Linked DNA regions of Homo sapiens: region 1 is linked to region 2. A link is a contact called in ENCODE Hi-C or POLR2A ChIA-PET data. All regions are on one chromosome and are shown on one strand. Each heading gives the region's core, a stretch centred on a gene start or an enhancer-like site at or near the end of the contact. The rest is flanking DNA. Distances are from core to core; before and after follow the strand shown. Region 1 holds the start of BACH2 (BACH transcriptional regulator 2). Region 2 holds the start of PM20D2 (peptidase M20 domain containing 2).

Region 1 (6,809 bases), core at 2,585-5,084, 1.2 Mb after region 2:
AAGTACATAATTTGCAGGGCTCAGTGAAAAATGAAAACGAGGGGCCCTTTGTTCAAAAATTATTAAGAATTTCCGAAGAAAACAGCAGAACCTTATACCAAATATGAGGTCCTTCTGAGCAGGGAAGAGGAAGGGGGCCTATGTAACTGCACAGGTCTTATGCCCATGAAGCTAGTACTGGCTCTCACCCCCTGGACACACAGGAAGATATTTATTTATCTAAGTATTCTCTCATTCATTAACAATCAAGCCTGCATTTACAATAAGCTAGATGTCACACCCCTGAAATCTGAGGTTCAAAAACTAGAGTAGAGGGGCCAGGCACAGCAGAGATAGAGAGCCACTAGGGTCTCTTTCCTTTTTGTTAAGACTGGATCCACACCAGAGACACTGAAAGTTAATCCAAGTAAAATTAAACTGCTCTCAACAATACAGATTGGCTTGAGCCCTTTTGTTGGCATCACAGGAGCCTCGATTAGGAATTCTGAGAAACAGCTCACAAGCGCTAATGAATAACTAAGTCCTGTCGGCTGTGCAGACAGTGGGCCCAGAAGTGAAGGGCTGGCCTAGGAGAGATCTGAACATGAACCTGACCATCTGGCCCTCTGTGACTCACTTTGATCACAAAATGAATTGCAACAAATTGAAGAGCACATGGCTAGAGTTAATTGTCTCATCTGTAATCTGAATCTACTTTTAAGCAGTTATTATTACCCTCTATCAGGTGGAAACATTTCCTACCATCACTGCAAAGTGCATTTTCCTGATGAACTATAATGGATCATTAAATTCCATATCTGAATAACAATACTGTGCACTTATTCAGTGCCTTTCATCCAGGGATTTCAAGGCAGTTTGCAAATAATTAAGCCCCTTACACAGCAGCCAGAGGTGAGCTACTGGAAAAGAATTGCCTGAAGATACTAAGTCAAAGGGCATAATTCAATAGGAAAATAATAAATGGCTTTCTCCCAGGCACTGGTAATACAGAAAGTGAATCCTGATCCCCTCCCTCTCTTTCACCTCACCCCTTCTTCTTCATAGCAGATCCTGACATGCAACATACAAAGAACCAAAAAAGTAACTAACAGGAGTGTTCACAATTTAGCTATGAGTTCAGACACACACTTAACTGAGAAGTGTGTGTCTCCATGTAATCCTGGCAAACACACTACCAACTGACATTTCAGTCCACCTGCAGAATAGACAGACAGCAGAAGAATTTACTCAACACATTCATGATTACCAAATGGCAAACCTGAAGCCTCCTGCAATGCAAAACGAAAATACGGCTCTGCACCAATAAAGTTATGTTCTAACAAAAATACTTTATTCCATGGTTGTGTGTTCCATTTCTGGGACTTCGCTCTATTTCAATGATATTCAGGTTTCGAGAGTAAAAAAAACGTTGGAAATGGGCAATCAATAAATTTCTTTCAAAAACCAGAATACTAGAAGGGAAAACATTTCAGCCACTCAAAGTTTTGTGGTGAAATTATAAACTCCAGAAAAACTGAATTTATAATGGAAATGCTGACAGACCTTTCAGTGGAGCAGTTTGAACGCAACACTGTAATTTGGCAATCTCTCTTACAGACTAAAGACTAATTCTAACAAGATGTCATTTTGACTCACGTTTATTATTACCTGCAAGAATGAAAAACGCCGTTTACTCGGGAGGTGCCCGAGAACCAGGGTGGGGCGATCTCACATTTTAAGCAAGACGCCCGCTGCCTTACCAAAATAGCCCTCTCCGCCAAAGGAGGGGCAGCCTTTCACGCTCAGCTTCTTTCATGTCAGCCCGAGCCTTTGCAGCAAGACGTGCCTTTCCTACATGTTACATTTTAATGATCTGAGAAAACCGTTATCAGCGTTAACATCTCTAATTTTACTCTAAACAGACAAAAGCAAAATATCTCATTAGGCATCATCTCCGCCAAGGTTCCCACTAGGCAGGAAAGGATTTTTATCTAAAGTAATTACCCTTTTTAGTTAAATACACTCAACAGATGAAATTTACAGAGAGTGAGAGACTGCAGCACTAGACAGCGAAGGTGAAAACCAGGAACGCCGCGTCTCGCCGCCCGCGGGCCCGCCGGGAGACTGCGGGTCCGTCTCGCGGGTGGGGCGCCCCGGTCCCTCTCGTTTCCTGGAGGCCACAGGTCACGGCGACGGCGGTGACCGGGAGAGCAGGCTGCGAGGCGCGCCTCATCGGGCCACAGACAAACCACCCCGGCAGCGGCCGCGCCGGAACTTCCCTCAAGTTACCAAACTCGCCTACGCGCGGGAGAGTGCTGGGGATGCCCCATGCGCCCGCGACCCCAGAAGCCAGGAGTGTGCCACCCCTTCACACACTCACTCCCGGCCCTGCACGCTTCCCCTCACGGTCCGAGTTCCTGCAAATGCTTGGCCAGACCGAGGTCGCCGAGATGCTCGCTCCAGTCTCTCCCCTCGTGGGCACCTAGGGTAGCCCGTGAGCGCCGCCCGCCGCCGTCTCCAGCGGCGCCGGGCTCCCGAACACCCGCCGGGTGAGCGAAGCACAGCGGGGCCACGGAGCGCCTCGACGCGGGGACGGGGAGGGCAGTGTCCCCTTCATAAACCAGTCTCCTGGGTGAAGCTTCTGGGGCTTGGAGACTGGAGTGTAGGGTGTGTGTGTGTGTGTGTGTGTGTGTGTGTTGCACCTTGACTTCATGGAGGATCTGTGGGAGAGGAGGTGCAAGGTTTCCCTCTCAGAAGCCTGGCGCCCTTAGGTCTTAGCTACGCGGGACGCTTTCCGACAACCCGATCTTTCGCTAGGAGAGATTCGATCCAGGTCTGCGCCGCGAGGCCCCCAGCTCGCCTCTTCCTGCGACCCTAAACTTGGGCTTTGATTCCCCGCCGGTCGCGGTGGTCCGGGCCACCCGGCGGCGGCTGACAGCTGAGCGCAAAGGCGCCGCGGCCAAGGTCCTCGCGGAGCAGCCCGGGATGCGCACGCCGAGGGTTAAGGAGGAGGCCGCCCGGCCTGGAGCTGGGATCGCAGGCTGGGGGCCGGGACACCCGGGCCTCGCCGGGCCGGGGGCAGGGCCGCGGGTCTGACAGCTGCTGCGGCTCGCGCGGACGCGCGCCTCCTGCAGCCCGCCCTCCCCATGCCTGACTTATTACTCTCTGCTCCTCCTCCCTCTGCTGTTCCAAAACACCCTTCGACGCCAGCAAAATACAATGCGCCTCGGCCGCCGTAAACAGCCGGGAGGGAGAGCACACATTCGGCGCGGCGCGGCCGCCGGCTCGGCTCCCACCCCCTTCCCGTTCCTAGAAAATGCCATAAAAGCGGGCAGGGCGCGGGGAGGGCGGCTGCGCGCCCGGCGGCCGGGGCTCCCTTCCCGCGCCGTTTCCCCACGCCTCCCCGCCCGCCCCGCGCGCCCGCTCCCCCCGCAAACTTGCCCCGCCACCCCGCCCAGCGGCGGGGCCCGGGGCCCGGGGCCCGGGACTCACCTCGCCGGAGAACTTTGCGTCCTTTTCCGCCTCCTCTTCCCCGCGTCTTCCCGGCTCGCAGCCCCCTCCCGGCAGCCGGCGAGGTGGGCAGTTCGTGGGTCACCGAAAGCTCGCGGAGGGGACGCGCATCACATGGCAGCTCGTTCCCAGCCCCCCGAGTGCGCCGGGAAGGGGGAGGGGAAGGGGCGAGGGGAGGCCGGGGGGAAAGCGAGAGCGGGGCGGCGGCGGGAGTGGGCAGGCGGGGTGGCGAGGGCGGCGGCCGCTCACGTTAGCGCTGTGCGACCGCAGCCCGGGCGTGCACGGCCGCTGCTGCCGCTGCTGCTGCTGCTGCTGCTGCTGAGGCGGCGGCGGCTCGGCGCTGTTTGCTCCGCGCCGCGCGGCTTGCGCTCTCCCCGGAACGCCCACACTCTCAATCGCTACATTGTTGACATTCGGCGCTGACGTCACCCGCTCCCCATTCACAATAACTTTACGGGAGCCGGGCAGCGCACCTCCCCGGCCGCTGGGGCGCGGTACGCCCGGCGACTAGCGTAAGCCGCTCCGCGAATGGCGCTCCGGGGGCTGGGGCGGGGGGCGGGGGACGGGGGCGGGCGCGCGCGCTCCGCTGGCTCGCGGGAGGGGGCGCGCCTCATGCCGCCGCAGCAGCAGATCTCCCCGCTTTGTGCGGCCGCGCGGCCCGGAGAGCCCCCTCCTCCCGGCCCGGCTGACCGCCCCGCTCGGCCTGGCCTTCCCGGCCACGAAAGACGAGGGTTGGGGGCATAGCAGGGTGAGAGTAGTGGTGAGGGCTGGTGTGGCACGTGGGGAGGGGGCCAGAGCCCTAGGTGCTGCACCTGGGGAAGGAGAGCAGACGTCGGGACCGGGGATCCCAGGGTTAGCTAGCGTTTTCCCGGAAGGGCAAGAAAAGATGCTCCACTGGCCCCCACAAAGCTGACCGGACTCCCTTTTGGGTGGGGACCGGGCGAGTAAAAGCAGCCTTTTGAATGTTGACTTCTCAATCCTTTTCAGGAGGCCCTCCGCCTGCCCTACTGAGCGAACCTTTAAGCCCCCAAGCCAGTGTTTTTGGAAAGAGAGTGGTCAATTTCAGGAGGACATTAAAAGCCAACCTCCCGGGCTTCAGCCCCAGCTCCTACTGCCTTCCAGCCACTCTCCCCTGCCTTTCCTTTCTGCGGCTCTTAGGATGTTGTTGCTGCCCTTAAAGGCCGTCGTGTGAGTGCCCTGTCAGAAGAAAGCTTGGTGGTGGTTAGGATTTTACAGAAGGTAATTAGGATTTAGGCTGAATGTACATTTGCAATAAAATAAGGTTGTGTTAGTGTTGTGCTGGTGCCTGCAACTTTACCTCTTGCCAAGGCCAGAAAATTCTGCCACGTTTCCCTAAACACCTATAACTTGGCCCTCTTGTGTACAGGCAGTATTCCATATTATTACACGTGGTGCTGATTTTTAATGAATATTATAAAAGTTTGGCTCGCTCTACTGAGAGAAGGATCATAAATCCCCCCTGTAAAACGGGCACTGGCGTATGCTGAGGAAGCAGTGAAGCGTCCTGGGAGTCTTGTGATATCATCTAAAGTGTTGCTCTGAACTACCTTCATTTGAGGGCAGAGTTTTGAAAGGCCCCATTTGGAATGTCTGTGTGGAAAGCTAAGTGATGGCTGAAAGCAAGCTGAAGGTGCTGAGCTAATTTTTCTAACAGCACTGCAGAGTCCCTGCGTGGAGGTCTGGCACGGGACTGTGAGATTTTCTCTGCTAACCGACCCGGCCTTCAGATAAGGAAAAGTCCTAGAGCTAGGAGTAGCCCTCAGTCTCCTGACCTCTGGTCTGGTGCCCCCTAGGACAAAACACCCTGCTTCTGAGGTCCCTGCCTGACCCCTGGCAAGGACAGAGTACTAATTCCTGGTCTGCCCTGGCCAGGCCGTTTCTTATAGTTTTATGGATGGTTCTGTTTCTCATTCCTCATTCTTGTAAGTATGTGTTTGTGAGATAACTTTACGCATTTTAGTAGCAGCAATAAATGTTTTTCTCACAACAAGGGATGCTTGAGAGCATCCGTATGAGAGTGGTGTAGATTCATTTATTTTCAAGCAAGCGGTGGCTGCCCAGCTGTGAGTGGAGTTGGGCACATCAGCGTAGGGGTGGTTGAGGAGGGAAATGAGGCTGCCAGCTGATCTCCCACCTCCATTCTGGATTCTACAAGCTGATCTTGTCAGATGGATACAACAAAGGCTAACAGGTCATTTCAGTTAGTCTGCTTGCCCAAAGACTCAGACTGGAGCTTTTTCACTTTGAGATTTTCAAGCATGAGGTGGGACATTAAATAGAGATGAAAAAACCTAAAACACCTGTGATAGGTTGCATCATCCAGTCATTCAAGGAGGCTGAATTAGGAGTAGTTAGCCTCTCAGGTTACATCCAGCTCTGCAATCATGCACCTCTGGCTGTAAGACGAAATCTTTGCTTTGGATAAGCTTTGAAGTCTGGTAGTGAGTTCATTTTTCTACTTTATTTTCGGTAGTTAGAAGTGGGTTATTTGAATTCAAGCCGAAAAATACATTCAGAATTATGTGAAATTAAAATGGTAAGTCAAGTACTAGACACTCATTTAACAGTACTGCTGCAGAGGTTGGGCTGTGGACAGCCTTAGCACCTCCATCATGAGTTTGCATGGCCACTCCTGGGCTTGTGCTGCTCTGGCAATTTAGGCGTTTATGATGTGAAACAGATCCAGGTCCTTCCCTCTGTATAATCATGGCAGTAAGTTGAGTGGAGGTCAATTTATTTCTCATGCCTGGAGCATTCAACCTTTCCTGATATACATTTTTTTCCTACATAATTACACATGTGTGTTGATCCAGAGCATGGGCTTTGTCTGTGATTCATTTCTAAGCATGATATTTCCAGGGACAATAAATCTGTATCATGGCATTGAAACAAATAAACTTTATTTCTATAATAGAAATCTTCTTGATTGTAGAAAATAAAACAGGAAAAATTAAAATATACAGGAAACAGATGAGGAAAGGAAGACGGACTAAAGACATGGGCAGTTCTTGAGCCTTTGATTTTCTTGCTCTCCAGCACCCTGTACAGGATTTGATGATGTTGAGAAAATATTGTATTTTTTCTTAGGCAGAACAGTAGACAGAATTTCAAATGTGGTACCTTGAATAAGGCATGGCAGGGCAAATTTAACATCCAATGAAATCTGACAAAAGTGAATGGAGTGGGATGCTGTAGGGGTTTCTGCAGACAAGGAACATGTCCTGGCCTCAACTCCTAAAGGATCACTCTGCTGGGTCACGGGAAGTACAGGAATGGAAGCAGAGAGACCAAGTAGGAGG
Region 2 (7,034 bases), core at 1,371-3,870:
TATATTTTTTCCCCTTTTTTCTCATCAGGAGCCAAGAAAGAACATTTATATACTTTAAAACCAGTCCTCAAGAGAGAACTATCTGCACTCCTCTCACCCCCCCAAAAAGGTTATACATCTTAATACTAAATTCTGGATATTGTATTGTTTCCTCAGATCCAGCACCAGCTAAAGGAAGGGAGCTTGTATACATTTTTTTTTGTTTCTAATAAAAACATACAGGTTCCTTACCAGTAGCACATAGATAGGGTAGACAGTTGTATGAATATTATGGGTACAAATGAAAGTAATAGTAAGAATTTATGAGCTGACCAGATTCTAGAAAGCCACATGTCCAACTCCATCAGCTTCCAGAAGCAATTCTTCCTGCCCCCAGCTCCACATAAAGGACTGAGAAGTCTAGGAAGAAGCATAACAATGTCTATTGGTAGTCAGTGTCGTTTAATGGTTAATTGCTGCCATTATTCAGTTAGTTTATTAGATTCAAGAAGAATAATCAGCCAACAAATATTTATTAACACAGAGGAAATGCTGACCATAAGATGTTAGGTGCTGGGGAATGCAGTGGGAAAACAAAAGAGTTTAAAGCCTGGAGGGGAAGATAAACGGTCAGCAAGTTATCACAGTTTATCAAATAAATGAATTCAAGGGTGCAAAATACCATGAGCAAGAAATACAAGGTGTCAACAGTAGAAACTGAATACATACGTGCCTGTGGGCATGTATACCCACCCACCCACCCACATATATACACAAGGAACAGAGCTTGAAATGAATCTGTCTTTCCTCTACCTCAAGTGGCAGCTTTGTTAATTCCTGCAAAGCAATATAAATAGCAGCTTCTATATGAAATTATATGCATCCCTTTTCTGTTGCTGTTTATTGATGCCTGAGGAGGGCAAACATGGGTTCTACTGATGTCAGCAGGCAGAGTTGCTGCAGTAAAATTTATTCAAAATGAGTGTTGTGGGTTCTGATTTGAATAGATAAACTGGAGATGCATTTATGAATTTGCATGTCTGTTTACACAAGCAATAGACCATGGTGGCTGAAAGTCAGCCACTGGAGGCTGACTCTGGCTTCTGTTCTACAGTGGGTCCACTACTTACTAGCTCTATAATCTTGGACATACATCTGTAAAATGAAGATAAATAACCACATTAACCACCTCATAGTTTGCTGTGAGGATTAAATGAGTTAACAAATGCTAAGCCCTTGGAACAGTGCCTAGCACAGAGTAATTGCTCTACAAATGTCACCTATTGCTTTTGCTCTCCAATCCCCCCTTCTCCCCTTTTTTTAGCCAACTAACTGAGCAGGATAATATTGGATCTCGTGGATACAGGGTAATTTTCTTCAGCAGAATACCAGAGAAAGATTTATTATCGCCAAGGGGGCCCAGGAATTTAATAACACATTTGTTGTTTTTAGAGCTGAGTTTTTGTTGGAGTGTTAACTGAGAAAGAAAGTTTTCAGACGTGAATGGAATGTGACATTTACTCTGGTATTATTAGCATATAGAGTAGTAAAAACAGTAGTTGATAGTCTTCGTGCATGTTAGCTTCCCTTAGACTTATTTTCAAAATATTCATTTGGTTTATCACATTAATATATTGTGTCCCATTTAACATAGTTGAGACAAATTAAGGAAAGATGATAGGGTATGAAGAGCTGATAGAAGCTTTTAATATGTGGAAAACCTCAGAATATAAACATCTACAGTGTTATTAATAGGCATACCGTCAACAACAGTTTTTCAGACTTTGTGGTTCACTCTGGAGAAAAACAAGAGCATGACATCTTGAATTTCTTCACTGGGTAATTAAAAAACTCAGTTATAATGTAACACCAGCTGCACATATCATGTTAGTGGAGTTCAGCATCAATTAAAATTATAAACGAAACCTGTCATATGTTCCCTTTCAAAGCTGTTCAAGACAACTGTCCAAATCAACAAAACAGTATGAATATTTACTACCATAAATCTTTTAACTCTTTGGTTTTAACTCATTTCAAATTTTTAGTTCTACTCTATTCAAATAAATTATTATATAATAGCTAATACATACCAAGAGCTTACTGCATAATCTAGCTGCTGTTCCAGACATTAGTAACCAATGAGAAAACTGTAGAGAGTAGCTGCAGCTTTTAGTAATACAATGTCAAGGAGAAGAAAGTGGGGGCAGTACCGAAACTTACGTACAGTACCGTCGTTAGTACAGCATTGACACTGACGGCCTCCTTCAGGAAATACAAACCTTGTGAGGTTTTAATTACTAATGCTACAGAGTGGCGTTTTTCCGAGGACTGTGTTCCACTTGGTCTGTCTCTGATGGCTATTAACTAATAACCGTTCTCATTCTGCTGCTGTGGGAAATAAGCAACAACGGAAAAGTAATCGATAATCTTAGAGCATAACTCAAAGGCCAGAGCAGCCAAGGAGGTGGAAGAGTCCCGAGCCCTGCCTTCTCCACAGCACCCCCAAAACCCCACGGCGGGGCAGAGCGCCTGGTAGGGTACGAGCGGCCGCCAGCGTTTCCCGCGCGGCGCCGGGGGCGGCCCCGGGACTGGGGGTGGTGCCCTGGGAGCTGTGTGGCCGCGTGCGCGCTCCGCCGGGGTCCTGGAGGCCTCTGGGCGCGTGCGCGGGCGGTCGCTACCTGCGGCCGAGCCAGGGAGCGAGAGGGCGCAGAGGGCAGCGGGCTTGGGCAGCATGAGGCCCGGAGGGGAGCGGCCCGTGGAAGGGGGCGCGTGCAATGGCCGCTCCGAGCTGGAGCTACTGAAGCTGCGCTCGGCGGAGTGCATCGACGAGGCGGCCGAGCGGCTGGGGGCCCTGAGCCGCGCGATCTGGAGCCAGCCCGAGCTGGCCTACGAGGAGCACCATGCCCACCGCGTGCTGACGCACTTCTTCGAGCGGGAGCCGCCCGCGGCCTCCTGGGCAGTGCAGCCGCACTACCAGCTGCCCACGGCCTTCCGCGCCGAGTGGGAGCCGCCGGAGGCCCGGGCACCGAGCGCCACGCCACGCCCGCTGCACCTGGGCTTCCTCTGCGAGTACGACGCGCTGCCCGGCATCGGCCACGCCTGCGGCCACAACCTCATCGCTGAGGTCGGGGCGGCGGCCGCGCTGGGCGTGAGGGGGGCCTTAGAGGGCCTCCCCAGGCCGCCTCCGCCCGTGAAGGTGAGGTGGGGCCCGGGTGCGGGACCCTATCCGACTGCCCGGGTCGGGGGCGACCCGGGAAGGGCGGGACTCTCGTGCGTCCCGCGCGCCTCGGTGCCCTCCCGCCCGGGGCAGGTGTGTGTGGGACCGCGCTAAACCTGCGGTCCTCGCCTCGGCGCAGGAGCAGAGCTGAACCCCCAGTCAAAGTCAGTTCGCGTTGCCGACCTGGCGACATCTTGCAGATTATTGTTTCCTCCTCTCTAGTTATAAACAGCTCTGCTGAGTTGTTCCCTTAGGAAAGAACTTACACCCAAGCCTGGTGTTTGTTACGGGTTATTTTTGGTAACTGAGAGAGGCAACAGCAATTTGCTGACAAGGTTGTGCCATCAATCTCAGGAGGAAATAACTTCTTGTAGGTAATCCTACGGCCCCTTTTTATTCGTCTCCAAATAAATCTTTTGTTTGTGGCAGTCCTAGAAAATGTGATTCAAGTCATTGGTATTTGGATAGGAATTTTCAGTCGCTAGAACCACCAGACCCCTAGAAGTATACAAATAAAGGGGAAGTGAATGAGCATTATACATAGATGAGTTCATCCTTAAGTCTTAATTTTTTTGTTTTATGATTTTAAGAAATACCTCGACTCTTTAAACAGGGAAATGTCGTTTATGTTTGTCGTAGGGCAAGTTTAATCCTGTTTTACTCTGCTTTTCCAGATGGTATATTCTACACTATGAGCTAAGATTCAATCGTCATTCAGTTAAGGGGAAAACAAATGTTTTATTTTCATACTCTTTAGTTCATTTCCCCCAGTGTCAGTAACCTTCCTCTTTTATCCTAACACTACATCTTTTGTGGCTTTTTCACTTTAGCTGCCTTCTTTTTTCTGTCTCTGGAGGCTCGTTTTTGCATTTGTTAGGTTTTTGTTTGGGTTGGGGGAAGCATGCTTTGCCATGTCACAAACACTGGAGAGATTTCGCTTCAACCACGTTTTTAAAGGTTCTGAGTAGTCAGCGAGAGACATATCGTATTTAATGAGTTAAGGGTCAAGAATGAAGAGCGGTGGGCAGATCAGTTGAGGTCTGGAGTTCGAGACCCGCCTGGCCAACATGGTGAAACCTCTGTCTCTACTAAAATATATTAAAAAAAAAAAAATTAGCTGGGCGTGGTGGCTCACGCCTGTAATCCCAGCTACTCGGGAGGCTGAGGCAGGAGAATCGCTTGAACCCAGGAGGCAGAGGTTGCAGTGAGCCGACATCGCGCCACTGCACTCCATCCTGGGCAACAGAGCGAGGCCTCCTCTTAAAAAAAAAAAGAGCGGCGGCTTCATGTCAGAGTTTGAGCACTGTAGAACCGCCAAAAAAAAGCTAAACTTTGAGAAATGTACACTCTTTTTTTTTTTTTTTTTTTTTTGAGACAGTCTCATTCTGTCGCCCAGGCCGAGTGCAGTGGTCCTATCTCGGCTCACTACAACCTCCGCCTCCCGGGTTCAGGCGATCCTCGTGCTTCAGCCTCCTGAGCTGGGATTACAGGTGTGTGCCACCACGCCCAGCTAATTTTTGCATTTTTTAGTAGAGACAGGATTTCGCCATGTTGGCCTGGCTGGTATCGAACTCCGGATCTCGGGTGATTCGCCCACCTCGGCCTCCCACAGTGCTAGGATTACAGGCATGAGTCACCGCTCCCGGCCCACTCTTCTAACTTCAAATGGTTGTTCTCAATTTTAGCAAGGTTAAGTTATTAATTATCTGAAAATGGAATTTAAGTTGATTTCCTTTGCAAGCCAAGACTTTTCCAGCTTGTTTCATTGTGTTCTTATACATGATCTTGAAAATATATTAGTTGTTTATTTTGATTTTTAAAATTGTTTGAAGCAGTTAAGCTTAAATATCAAAGTAAAATGTTTATTCTGTAAAGTTCTCTTTTGTTTAATTAGGTGTTTGGTGACCAATAAATCTGCCTGGTTGAACTGGTGGAATCGAATTAGTAAGTTTGTGTAATAGTTGGCTGTTTCTAACTGTGGCATTAAGACTTGTTTAATGTTCTTCATAAAGGATTAATGAGTTCAGACTTTTAAAATAGGTAGCCCAGTAAGGAATCAGAGTTTAGGCCAGAAGATCAGGACATCTAATCCTAATTCTGCCTGAAGACTTGCTCTGTGACCTGGGGCAAGACACTTCACTCAATTCCTCAAAAACACCCCCTGTAAAATGATGATAGAGATCACCCACCTACCTCACAGGGTTGTTGTGAGGATAAGTAGTAAGTTAACAGAAAGTTTCTGACTCGTAAAGTACTTAAGAATAATTATATACATACATACACTGAAAGGCTTAGTCGAGAGGAACCTTTTTGAAACAAATCCTAACAAATTTTGAGGGACTAAACTTGTAGTATTTTTTTTTATCTTTGCCATTAGTTGACTTGTAAAATTGGGAAAAGCTTTTTATAGTGTCTTTAGTACATACTTTGCACCAAGTTGGTATAACAATGTACATTTTGTGATTAATTTAGCACCATTTGTTGATGCCCATTGCGTAAGCGTCATAGAACAAAACCTGTCTTAATAGGTTAAGGACTTTAATGTAGATTGTGAATACATATGCAGGTGAACCTGTTTGATATATTCCTATGAGGATTTTGTTGTTTTTCCCTGACATGAGTATTTCCTTCTAGGTAGTTGTCCTGGGAACCCCTGCAGAAGAAGATGGTGGTGGCAAAATTGATTTAATTGAAGCAGGGGCTTTTACAAATCTTGATGTTGTTTTTATGGCCCACCCATCACAAGAGAATGCTGCTTATCTACCAGATATGGCTGAACATGAGTGAGTAATCAAGTTGAAGATAAACTTCTTAGGGGAACACAGGCTATAGAATACTTTTATGTCTAAACCAGAGACGAAAACTCCACATTTGTATATTTAAGAAGTAAATTGAAAGACAATAACAAGATGTCTTGATCTATGGAGTGACATTTGGCAAGCCTCTTCTAATTGAGATTCATTATGGTGTTCATAATTGGAGTATTAAAATAGTAGCACTTAGAAACCATAGGAATAACAAACATGTTGACAATTAAGTTCTCTTTTGAACTGTCAATAATCTGGTGTCTGGAAAACATCTGTCCTTTCATATGAAATTGTCTTTGCAACTGAATAGATTTGCGAGAGATCGTTCTATTAGCTATGGGAAGAAACCACACTTATCCATTTTATTTACTTTAATTTGAGTTCTTTGCAAAGAGGATAAATTATGTCCTGAGAGAGAATATGGAACATGAGTAGCTATGGTTTTTGTGGAACTTCTCATTCTGTGCTTTTCCGATTTGTCTGGTGCTGAAACCTTTTATTTGTCTTTCTTTATGTTGAAGAACTCACTTTTTAGTACCTAGGAGCACACATCATTGAAGTGGTTTGGATTTTTTATACCAGAAATTTCAACCATAGTAGTAACTATAGTAGTTAATGGTCCAGGCACAAGGAGCCAGTGCTCAGCTGCTTCAGCAAAACCATGTGTTTTCCTCAGAAGTAGCTCGGTACTGAGGGAATGATAGCAGAACCATCACAGCAGTGCTTCTAGATTGTACCCGGGTATCCCACCTCTTAGCACCTTACCAGGCCCTGTTTTCAAAGGGTGATCATTTTAACTATTAGGGTATCTTCCTTCTTATCACTGGAAATTGGTACTGTGGCAGTAGGAGGAATCTTTGAACTTTGGTTTCAAGGGTGGTGGTAAACTAGTCCATCTCTAGAAAACACTGGGGATTAGAAATCTCTGCCCTTGCCTTTGACTAGAAGGGGCCTGCATATGCAGGCAGGCTCTGCAGCTCATTACCCTTCTGGGACTTAAGGTTAGGCTTCGTGGTCTTGGTTCTGAAGTC

What was found. Hi-C counts contacts between places; a loop is a spot of excess contacts on that map. ChIA-PET counts read pairs that join two places held with the same protein, here RNA polymerase II (POLR2A). Pooled maps may share reads with other maps.
Region 1: a loop to region 2 is called in a pooled map, with 4 times the contacts of the local background. The contact joins the promoter of BACH2 here to the promoter of PM20D2 in region 2. A Hi-C loop is called at or near these places in 3 of 37 single-sample maps with no recorded cell type and 4 of 50 pooled maps. POLR2A ChIA-PET finds 5 or more read pairs at or near these places in 1 of 52 experiments (activated CD4-positive, alpha-beta T cell).

Annotation. Positions count from the first base shown.
Region 1 is chr6:90,293,009-90,299,817 of GRCh38, forward strand. It overlaps BACH2 (BACH transcriptional regulator 2), which reads right to left and starts at 3,835. Exons shown (of 9, transcript NM_021813.4): 1 at 3,472-3,835. LOC105377891 (a long non-coding RNA gene) reads left to right here and starts at 4,231. Exons shown (of 7, transcript XR_942778.4): 1 at 4,231-4,728. It overlaps LOC124901361 (a long non-coding RNA gene), which reads right to left and starts at 2,198. Exons shown (of 2, transcript XR_007059676.1): 1 at 1-2,198. RefSeq lists enhancers at 2,141-2,230, 5,548-6,049 and silencers at 3,014-3,073, 3,699-3,748.
Region 2 is chr6:89,143,435-89,150,468 of GRCh38, forward strand. It overlaps PM20D2 (peptidase M20 domain containing 2), which reads left to right and starts at 2,621. Exons shown (of 7, transcript NM_001010853.3): 1 at 2,621-3,175; 2 at 5,831-5,979. The coding sequence starts at 2,711. It overlaps LOC101929004 (a long non-coding RNA gene), which reads right to left and starts at 3,432. Exons shown (of 4, transcript XR_942766.4): 1 at 2,259-3,432; 2 at 313-399. RefSeq lists a silencer at 2,438-3,367.